2 separate regions of the Homo sapiens genome follow, and region 1 is linked to region 2. Evidence: chromatin contacts called from ENCODE Hi-C or POLR2A ChIA-PET data. All regions are on one chromosome and are shown on one strand. The core of a region is the stretch at or near the end of the contact, and the rest is flanking DNA. Distances in the headings are between cores, read along the strand shown. Region 1 has its middle 200 kb from the start of LRATD1. Region 2 has its middle 150 kb from the start of LRATD1.

Region 1 (5,525 bases), core at 702-3,201, 46 kb after region 2:
TCTCTAGACAGAAAATTTCACCAGAAGGGAGCTGACTCCCTGTAGCCCCAGTAATTTGCTATAATCATTAACTAAATGCTAATCATCCAGAATACAAATGGCATATGGCCTTAGAAATGAGCCTCGTCTCTCAGAATCTAGGGCAATCCATTCATTCATGCAACAGATCTTTACTGTCAACCTCACGTCAGGGCTTTTGCAGCTATTGTGGATTTGGGGAAGAAAAAAAAATGGTCCCTGTATTCCAGCAACTTATAATATACCTTGCAAATACCTAAGCAATTCAAACTCTCCAAGAAATTTGTTAAATTGGGGGAAAGGTAGGGTTTAGAGGAGTTTAGATGAAGGAAACCCCTAGTCATCCCAGAGAACTTAATGAGACTTCATAAATAAGGCAGGAACTAGGCTGGGTGTCAGTAGGCATTTGCCAGGTAGAAACGTTACATGAAAGGACACGGGTGTTCCAGGTGGAAAAAGCAGTTTGCACGAAATCGATGAGATACGAGTGAGCAGGATGTGTTGGGGGCTACAGAGGTTATGGATAATAATACAGACTTTTTAATCCAATAGTCCAGGATTCAAATAGGTTTGGCAATTAGTACCCATGAGACCATAAGTAACTGTGTGAAGTAATAAATGTTTTTTGTTTCAAGAGGCTAAATGAGGAGGGTGTAATTTGTTACACAGCAATAGATAACTAATACACTGTGAACTAATGAGAAACAAGTTCAGGGCTTCTCACTGGCACTAACTTTTTCTAAAGCTCAAAGGGGTGAGGAGGAGCTAGCAATGTGTTCACATGGTCACAAGTCTTTGTAATTATGTAAAATTAAAATATTGGATTTTGTGATGTTTGAGGTATTTGTTGGCATCTTAAAATTTGTAATTAGTTGTGCTTTTCTATTTATTCTGAATAAACATTGACTTTTATAACAAAATAAATATATAAGTAAATATGTAAATGCACACACATACATAAGACACTGTATTTAATGGGATGTGGTATGTGTGTGATGCTATTTAGTGGAAGGGATGTGAGATATTATATATAAATGAGATACCATGTAGGGATTTGAAAAAATTCAGTTCGTAGATGTGGCTAAATTCCAAGCCATGCCAATCTCTCCTCTTGCATCTGTCTTCCTGTCCCTTTCTCATGGCAGCTCCATGCAGAACTCTGCCCATCACTGTTTGCTTCAGGGCATCCAAGCTCAACAAACACTGTGGTGTTTTAGTGCACAAGAGAGGCTGACTGAGTCATGAGGAAGAGATCACATCATGCTCCTGTAGGGCACTCCCTTGCAGTCTGGCTGGCCTTCTCACAGAGCCCTGCTCCTTACCATTCAACCCTACCCTAAACCTCCAGTCCCAAAGTGAGGCCTTTGCTGTCACTCACAGGCGCTAGGAAGAAGTTTGGTCCAGCCCCTGCCTCTGACTACTTTTCTCCTGGAGATGCCTCCTGGAATGCTAGAGAACATGTTCCAACTCTTTGTAAAGCTATGCTGGAATATCCAGAGAATCCCCTTAAAAACAAGCCTGCAACACAATCCCACTACCCTCATTTTCTATAGGTTAAAGGTCACATTGCACCCAGAAGCAGGACTTAATTAAGAAAGGTTAATGAGAAAAGACCAGAGGTAAGTCTATTTCCAATATATCACACTCATTCCAAATAAATATAACACAGCATGATGTACAAGTTAATGTCTTATAGTAGTTCAAAGACAGAAAAGTCAGGAAAAATTTGAACCACCACAGAGCAAGGACCAGATAGTTCTGTGAATTCAAAAGAAACTGCATCTTACTCACATTGTGAGTGGTGATTTGGTTTCATCAAAATATCATCTATCATGTTAATATTGTTAATTCAAATTCTATTTGTTTTGCAGCTCTGTATGTAGTTTGTAAACATGTTTTGATTTTAGATACATATAAGAATTACAAGCATGAGGAATGTAACTGCATTTCACATTTGTGTAGACATGAGTCAACACTTGGGAGTCCGTGGGCATTTTTTCAGCTTGAAGAAACACTGGCTTTTGTGAATAATGCTGTCATGAACATGAGAGTGCAGGCATCCTTTCAAGATCTTGATTTCAATTATATTGAACACAGAAACAGCCTCCATGTTCATCAGTGGATGAATGGATAAAGAAAAGGCAGTATATGCATTTAATGAAATATTATTCAGCCTTAAAAAGAAGGAAATCCTGTCATATGAGACAACATAGATGAATCTAGAGAACATTATCCTAAGTGAGATAAGCCAGTCACAAAAGGACAAATACTGAATGCTTCCACTTATACGATGTATATGAAATAATCAAACTTAGAGGAGCAGGGAATGGAATGGTGTTTGCCAGGGGCTAGAGAGAGGGGAAGTGGGGAGTTCCTGTTCAACAGGAATAGTTTCAGTCCTATTAGATGAGTAAGTTCCAAAGACCTGCTGTGCAACACTGTGCCTGTGCTTGATACTGTACTTAAGTGCAGAGGATGGATCTTATGTTAAGTATTTTTACAATAATAAAAAAAAGACACTTTGAAATTTTTTTAAAAAATAAACTTTGGCTTAACATTTTAGAAAGTGAAAAATGAAAAACACAAAAACATACTATAATCTCAGTTATTCATTCATTTACTCATTCAGCATATGTTTATTGGATACTGATTGTATATGGTCAGAAATTATGTGAAACACTGGGTACAGCAGTAAATAAATTAGGTGGACATGGCTCTCCTGTATCTTACCTTCTAGAAAAAAAATAGATAATAAATAAACGTTTTTAAAAGACAATTTTAGAATGTGATGTGCGTATGGAAGAAAATACACCAGGTTGGTTTGATAACAAGTGGCTGATGGAGGCTACTTGGGTTTGGTGAGCAGGAAAGGTCTTTCCATGGAAGGGGCATTTGAGCTGACACCTGGGTGATGAGAGGGAGCAGCCCATGAAAAAGCCAGAGGATTAATGTTCCAGGCAGAGGAAACAGGAAGTGCAAAGTCCCATGAGTGACATGGGTGGAAAAAGGAGGAGAGGTTAGGCAGAGTCAGACCACATTGGGTCTTTCAAACCACATGAGAGGAATCTAGATTTTATTCTAGGCTCAATGGGAAGCCTTAGAAAAGTTCTTTAGAGGGGAGTAAGATTTAATTAACACATACAAAGATCACTTTAATGACTGTGCAAAAAAAATAAATTCTATGAAACAAGAGTGAAAACAAGGTGATGAGTTGGGAGGCTGTTGGAATGGACCAAGTAGGACATGATGGTGCCTGAGTGAGGGAGTGGCAGTGGAGCAGGAAGAAGTGAATGAATTTAACTAACTATATGCAGTCAGAGGTGCAATCCATAGGACTTGCTGATGGATTAGAAGTGAAAAGATGAGGGAGAGAAAGAGAAGAATCATAGATGTTTCATAGGTGTTGGGGTTGAAATTATTATTTAAACAAAATAGCATGGATGTCAAAATAATTCTGAATAAAAATATAACAAAACATTAAGAGTGAATCTTTGGATGATAGAAACAGATTGCTTTTGTGTGAATATGAATTATTTTTAAATGAGACTGTACAATTAATGCTTTCTGTTTAATTGCCTGGTGGTGATTTTTGTTTTTCTTTTTTTTTTTTTCACAGAGTCAAGACTCAAAGTCACCTGAGGAAGGCAGAGGTCTTTATTAGAAGTCTGACAGGATGAGGCCCAGAATAGAAGAAGCCAAGGATCAGAACCCAGGTTAATGGATAACGTTAAGGTACGTAAGGGCTCAGGAGTCAGAAAGGGAGATTACACTGAACTCAGCTGCTCAGGTCTACATGTGCTTCATGACTGCTTTGAAAGAGTTAGAAACACCTATCTGTTCCTGCTGAGCAATAATAATGCTTGTCAGTATTATTATTTCCAGAGACGTAGAATGAATGAGGGTGTTTCTCTACTGAAATGCACAGCTAGTACCAATCTTCTCCTGTATCTACTACTGAAAGTATAAAGAATACATAGAACAAGGCAACTAGGAGGTCACACCCAAATTGTCACAATTTATCCTCACTATTATCATTCTTCATCATTAAAACAGCCAACTTTATATGATTTCATAGATGATAAAACTGAGAAACAAATGGACAAAGTACATTTCTAAGATTGCACCAAAGAGCAATCTTTGGTGATGTTGTCCTATTACCTTCCCACCACACTGTGCTTAAAGACAGCATTCTGGTGCTCCTCAACTTTTTTCACACCATGCCACTCATAGAAACTGGTATTTTACAGGATACTGGAGCAAATAGGCAAGGCTACTCCTGAGCTGGCACAACTCCCTCAGGGGCTCCATTTGCCACAAGGCTTACCTGGCCACACAAAAACCGAGTGAGTAAACATCTTGACATACCTATCAGAAAACTCCGCATTCATTTTTAGGAAACTTAAGTCTTGTGGTTTCCGAACGTGGCTGATCATCAGAATCTTTTGGAAAATTTTTAAAATTGAGAGTCCTAGGCCTTATCAAAGACATATTGGTTAAATTTCTTTCAGTTGCAAGTAACAGAAAAGGCCTATTCAAATTCCCTTAAGCAAAGAATGGGAAATATAGAGGCTGGTCCAGTTTCACTTGGGTAATTTGTGGCTCAGCTGCATCATCTGGGATACAGATTTTATTTCTTGACGATCCCATTCTGAGTGTGTCAGCTTTGCCTTCAGGCTGTGTCCCCTTGTCATTCACACATGGTTGCAACAATTCCAGGCATTAAATAGCTTCTGTTATACAATATCCAGCAATGAGCAGAGGTAGAGGGGCCATCTTTTCTTAGGTCTCTTTCTGGAATTTAGGCTCTTCCTCAGAAGCCTAGCAGCAGGCGGGTCTCACATAATTAGCCTCATGTAATTAACATAATTAGCCTTGTGTAATTAACCACAACTGAGTCACGTGCCTACACTTAAACAGATCAGGGATGATTACCCTGATTGGTTTCTAGCACTCATGATTAACCCCTGGAGTTGGAGATACATTTGCCCTCCCCTGGGTCAGTAAACACCCAGAAAAAATTGGTTTTGCAAGTTAGGAAGAAGAGCAGCATTGTTGGATGTTGCACAAACCGAATAAATATCCATCAAAAGTCCTAATATCTACATCTTAAAAAATTGTAGGATAACCCACCAGGTTTGCGAACGACTGTCCTAAACTCAGGGTTGGCTGCTGGAGCATTTGTTGCCTTCGTGTAAATGAGTAGAAGAAACCCCTCCTGGAACCAGAGCCTTGTGAGCGTGCAGCTGTGAGTAGAGGGCAGCTTTGCATGAATGAAAAACAAAGCCCCTTCCAATCCATCCCCAAATCAGGGATGAGGGTTTGTGCCTGCTTGTTGAGCAGAGCAAGGGCTAAGGTTTAGTTTTTCAACTCTCCTCCCCACTGTGTCCAGTGGTGTGCTGATAACTGTCTGACAGCCAGCTCCTTGATTTACACAGTTTGCCCATTTCTGTGGTATAAATATTGCCACCATGGCCAATTTTAAGCTACTGAGTTCATATCACTGAATG
Region 2 (5,489 bases), core at 2,218-4,717:
AATACCAGTAATAATTATAATAATGGATTTATTTTATTGAATATTTACTCCTATGACCAGTTTGGATAGGCACTTTACATAAGTATTTTCAATTCTCAGAGCAATCCCATATGGTAGGGCTACTATTATAACCCTTTTAAAGCTGGAGAAACTGGGCTCAGAAATGTTAGGAAATTTATCCAAGATCACACAGTGAACAGTCGGGGGATCTGGGATTGAAACCTCGTCTGTTTAGTTCTGAATCACCTTTTGTGTTTCAAAAACCATGCTGACTTTGCAGATACTTATAGGAACCTAGATACTTACAGGAAGTTATAGGAACCCAAAAACTTCACCTTCTGAATAATTAGTGTTCTGTGCTCAGGACTGAGGATTACCTAAAGATGGTCTTACTGTGAAACAAGGCATGAATACACAAGGAGGTGAGTAATAGCAATATGGCACAAATACTTAGTGACTCAGTGAGTGAGGAATTAGGGTACTAGGAGTAACAGAGGAATTAGTAGGAGCAACAGAAAAGGCTTTAGGAAAGATTGGATAGTTTTTGACAGGAGGAAAGAAAGGGATATTATTTCAAACTGAAGTGGTTAATCCAAACCATAGAAATAGGAAAACATAAGATATGGTGGGTGACTGTAAGTAAATCCTGGAACCATGGGGTTCATGTACCAGACCAGAAGAAATGAGATTGGAAGAAGAGGAAGAGATTGCATTGGGAAGGAAGCCAACTGCTGGGCCAAGAGAACTTAGATTTTGTTGGGGGAGAGTGTGGAACACAGGATGCAGGGAAGTTCCCCAAACAGTTATTTGAATGGCCTCAATATCACCCTACAAGGACCTGGACTCAGATGTTTAAAAAAGAAGGACAAATGAGAGACACATTGTGGAAAAAAAAAAAGAAAAGAAAATAACATGAATAAGTTCAGGAAACAATAGGGATTGGGGGACAAAGAAAAGGCATTGGTTATAGATGGTTCACATTGATGCTCATGGAATGGAGATTGTTGTAGCATCATTAGGAAAATAACAGTAATGTTATGAAGTAGATGAACACCCCTAATTTGTACAGTGCTTTTTATTTACAAGTTTCTTTTGCATATGTCTCTCAGAATGTCTCTGAAAGATTAGCAAGTTAGATATTATTCTCACCACTCTACAAATGAGCCCTCAGAAGCCAAGATCAAATGACTAATCCAAGACGCTTTGATCTTTGATTTGGAGTCCAAAATCTCTTGCAGAGTTCAGGTAATCAATGCAGTGAAAAGTATGAAGGATCAGCAGAACACCAATATCCAGGAGCTGAAGATGAAACAGAAAAGAGTGGGTAGGCATCTTCCAGACAGAGGCACTGATGTCCATGACAAGATCACATGTCTCATATTAGGAATTATCATTTTGGTTCATTGAACTGTGTCTCCCTCCCATGACTAACACAGTGACCTCCTAACAGGTATCTTTGTTGCAGCGCTTGGCCCCTTCAGCATAGTCTCAATGTAGTTGTCAGAATAAACCTGCTGAAATACAATAGCTCACATCAGTCCTCTGCACCGTTTGAGTGGAGTGCAAAGCCCAAGGTCAGCAGGCCCCAGGGACAGGCTCTGGCACCTTGCTGACCTCATTTCCTTAGCTCCTCACTATGTTCCCTCCACCCTGCAAACTGGCTCCTGGCTGTGACTCAAACCCACCAGGCTGGCTCCCACCCCAGTGCCTTTGTGCCTGCTATCCGCTCTGCCTACAACAGCTTTCCCAGACCAGATGTTCACTCCTTTAGTTCTCACCTTATCAGCGCTTCCTGGCTCCTCTATTTAAAATAACACCCCTGCCACCCTTCTCAGCTTTAGTGTTCTCCACAAAACTTGCCTCCACCTCACATACTATATATTTGTTTGTTGTCTCACTCCCAATTCTGGGCTGTGACCTGAGGAAAGCAGATTTTTGTCTTTTTTGTTCACTGCTATACCCCAGTGTCTGCAAGAGTTTATTGTATACAGTAGGATATTTTAAAAGATTTTTCAGATGACTGAATGAGTGAATTCTATAGTATCGTGAAGTTTTCTTGTTTGTTATTACATATATAACTCTCACATGACCCAAAGGGCCCATTTCTTTGTCAATATGTCACTGGCTGTCACTAATGACCAGCCAGGTGCTAGTCCCTGGGACCCCCGATCTTAACCCATTTCAGTCTCCTCTTTTTTCTGCTCCACATGTGGAGAGCAGAACTGAAAGAAAGGCAACTTCCAGTTTTTTCATACTCAGACTAGTGGTGTTAACACAAGCATTTAACCTCCCCAAACATCAGACACTTTGCAGTAAAATGGGGATAATAGTAGCTTCCTCCTGGGCTTGAAAATTGATTAGAGTTCATGGTTAGATGTGATATGAAAAATGATTTTTGAAATTAGTGTAACCTATGGGCCTGTACAAATTAAACACATGGAATGTCTTTTAAGCCAAAACTCTTAATCATGTAATTGCTATTTATGCAGCAGAACTTAGCCTGGATTTTGGATTCAGTCTGGAAGTTGATACTCTGCATTCCTGCAGGAAATGAAATTCTGTGAGAGGCGATCATGCTCAGTCCCTTCTAAATTAGGCCTTCATTTGATTTAAAGAGCTAAGACTTTCTAGGATGGCACTGCCAGATGCAAACATAAGCATAAAAGTTCTTTTAAAAGTCAGATGCAAAGATTTGGTAATCGTTCACTCTCCTCAATTATCCAATTAGCCATGTGTTTTGGAAGAATAGCTAGTTGTACCTTCTTCATAAAGCTTGCTTTCATCAAACATTCACCAGGGGATGAACCATTCTGTTTTTGTCTCCCAGAGATCTTCGAAGGACAAGTTAGAACCCCACTTTCACCCCAAATAACTTAGGGAACCTTTTTTTGGGGCAGTACATAATTGGTACTAAATCTTTATCATGCTGCACTGTGATAATCTGCTTATGTGTTTTATACATCTGTTTCCTCCAATAGACTTGGAGCTTCTTAAGAATAAAACTTGCATTTTCTTTCTTTGTAAATTTGGTCACAAATTTTTATTTGCATATTTTAGGTGCTTATAAAAAGGAAAGGAGGAAGAGAGAATGAGAGAAAGAGAGGGAGGATGCGAAGGCAGTAAGGGAACTAGAGAGACAATTCTATTTAAAAATTTCAGCCATCTTGGACAGAAAAATTTCATGAAATACTTTTTCTAGCTGGTAATTTGGCATTATCCATGCATACTGGAAAATATGCAATAAACAAAATGAAAAATGTTCTCTGCCATCTCCCTCTTTACTGGGATTGAAATGATGTTGCTAACAGTTAGAAGACGTATTTTAAATTGGAGGCTTCCTTGGTATTCCATGAGATTTCCATCTCTCATTTGAACAGACATCAATAACATTGAAGACTCTGTCTCCGTAGTGCCTTTACAATTTAGCACTTGTAAAAATGAGACTTTCCAGCTCATTAACTTGCTTACGCAAATACAGCCCAGAACCAGTTAATCCTGAAAAGTGACTACTCTGTTTTCATCTTTTAATGACGGTTTTATGCCTGGACTTCAGCCTAAACTAAATAAAGGCTCTTGACAGAGACTACTCATTTCCTACCTGGGCTACTTAAAAAAAAAATCTACAGGAAAAAAAAAAAATCCAATACAGCATGGCAGGTTCTGGTCATTTCTTTTCTGAAAATGGCAGAGGACATCATTATTCAATCCAAAGGCAAGGCTGCAGCAGCCAAGTCAAAGTGGTTCTCGATCAGCATGGGAATAGCAAGGTGCTTTAGATGACATTCCTGAGAGCCATAACCAGACTGGGGCCCCTCATTATATGTCCCTGAGACCTCCCTGAGAGTACTTTTATGAAGCACTCTCATGTTAAGGATCTATGTCTATGAGCTATTGTGACAAAAAAAAAAAAAACTGGCATTAAGTGTGTTTAATATCCCCATCCTTTAAGATGCAGATGTGCAAAAGGCAGAGAATTAATTGACACTGATAGTAACTGAAAGCTTGCTCTTGAAATTCTCCCCCTAAACAACACCCATTCTCTAACTCCTGAAGCATGAAATCCAAAGTCCATCCTCCTTAGCATGATGGTCATAGCCCTAATGATTTTGCTCCAACCCTGTCTGTCTCTTCCTCCTCCCCCGCCACAAGTTCATGGACCCACCATGCCAGGCTGTGTACTGTTACTGAAGCCTGCCTTCCACTAATAAAACTCCACTGACTGGGGTATCCATCATAATGGCCAACCCCTATTTTTACCTTTCAAACCCAGGTTAAAGTTCTTCCATGATCCTGGGCTAACAAGTAAAATCAACCTTTACATCCTCTGTTCTCCCCTAGCACTCCAGATTTCTCTTATAAAACATGCATCTGCTTCCTAAGCTAGGAAGCATTCATTAATTAGAACTTGTTCTTAAAACAATGTTCCCCCCATTAAAAAAATGGGCAAAATACATGATCAGACACTTTTCAAAAGAGGACATACATGTGGCCAACAAGCATATGAGAAAAAGCTCAATATCACTGATCGTTAGAGAAATGCAAATCAAAACCGCAATGAAATACCATCTCACACCAGTCAGAGTGGCTATTATGATAAAGTCAAAAAATAACATGCTGGCAAGGTTGCAGAGAAAAGTGAACACTTATAAACTGTTGGTGGGAGTGCAAATTAGTTCAACCATTGTGGAAAGCAGTGTGGTGATTCCCCAAAGAGCTAAAAACAGAACTACCATTTGACCCAGCAATTCCATTACTGGGTTTATACCCAAAGGAATATAAATCATTCTATCATAAAGACAGATGCACACATATGTTCACTGTAGCACTATTCACAATAGCAAAGACAAGGAATCAACCTAAATGCCCACCAATGTTAGACAAGATAAAGAAAACATGGTACATATACACCATGGAATACTACACAGCCATAAAAAAGAATAAGATCATGTCCTTTGCAGGGACATGGATAGAGCTGGAGGCCATTATCCTTAGCAAGGTAACAGAAGAACAGAAAACCAAATACCACATGTTTTCACTTACAAGTGGGAGCTAAATAAGGAGAATACATGGACACATAGAGGGGAATAATAGACACTGAGGCCTCCTTGAGGGTGGAAGGTGGGAGGAGGGAGAAGATCAGAAAAAATTGCCATTGGGTACAAAGCTAAGTACCCAGATGATGAAAAAATCTGTACAACAAACCCTTGTGAGAAAAGTTTACCTATATAACAAACCTGCACATGTACCCCTGAACCGAAAATAAAAGTCAAAAAATAAAGACAGAGAAAAAATAAAAATAAAACTGGGTTTTCCACATTCAATCTGATAATGAAATGGCAAATTGACTATGAATGAATGAACTAGTCACCCTGTTGTGACTAAACGTACTGGAAAATGTGGTTGACCTAACTATTCAGCCTAGTCAGATTGCTGGAGCCTCTGAACAAAAAGTTCCTCCAAATTCTTTTTTTTATTATTATTATTATTAT

Evidence for each region. Hi-C counts contacts between places; a loop is a spot of excess contacts on that map. ChIA-PET counts read pairs that join two places held with the same protein, here RNA polymerase II (POLR2A).
Region 1: a map of Calu3 shows a loop between it and region 2 (2.1-fold over the local background). The contact joins two enhancer-like sites. A Hi-C loop is called at or near these places in 2 of 168 maps with a recorded cell type or tissue (Calu3 and breast epithelium). POLR2A ChIA-PET finds 5 or more read pairs at or near these places in 1 of 52 experiments (PC-9).

Annotation. Positions count from the first base shown.
Region 1 is chr2:14,825,425-14,830,949 of GRCh38, forward strand. It overlaps a transcript of NBAS not described here. Among named protein-coding and RNA genes, the nearest start is that of LRATD1, 200 kb to the left of the region's middle. Within about 2 kb of position 1,952, at least 2 of the 41 ENCODE cell types and tissues checked have a DNase peak (open chromatin) inside an H3K27ac peak, as active enhancers do; they include PC-9, where a contact is called at or near this core.
Region 2 is chr2:14,777,849-14,783,337 of GRCh38, forward strand. It overlaps a transcript of NBAS not described here. Among named protein-coding and RNA genes, the nearest start is that of LRATD1, 150 kb to the left of the region's middle. Within about 2 kb of position 3,468, at least 2 of the 41 ENCODE cell types and tissues checked have a DNase peak (open chromatin) inside an H3K27ac peak, as active enhancers do; they include PC-9, where a contact is called at or near this core.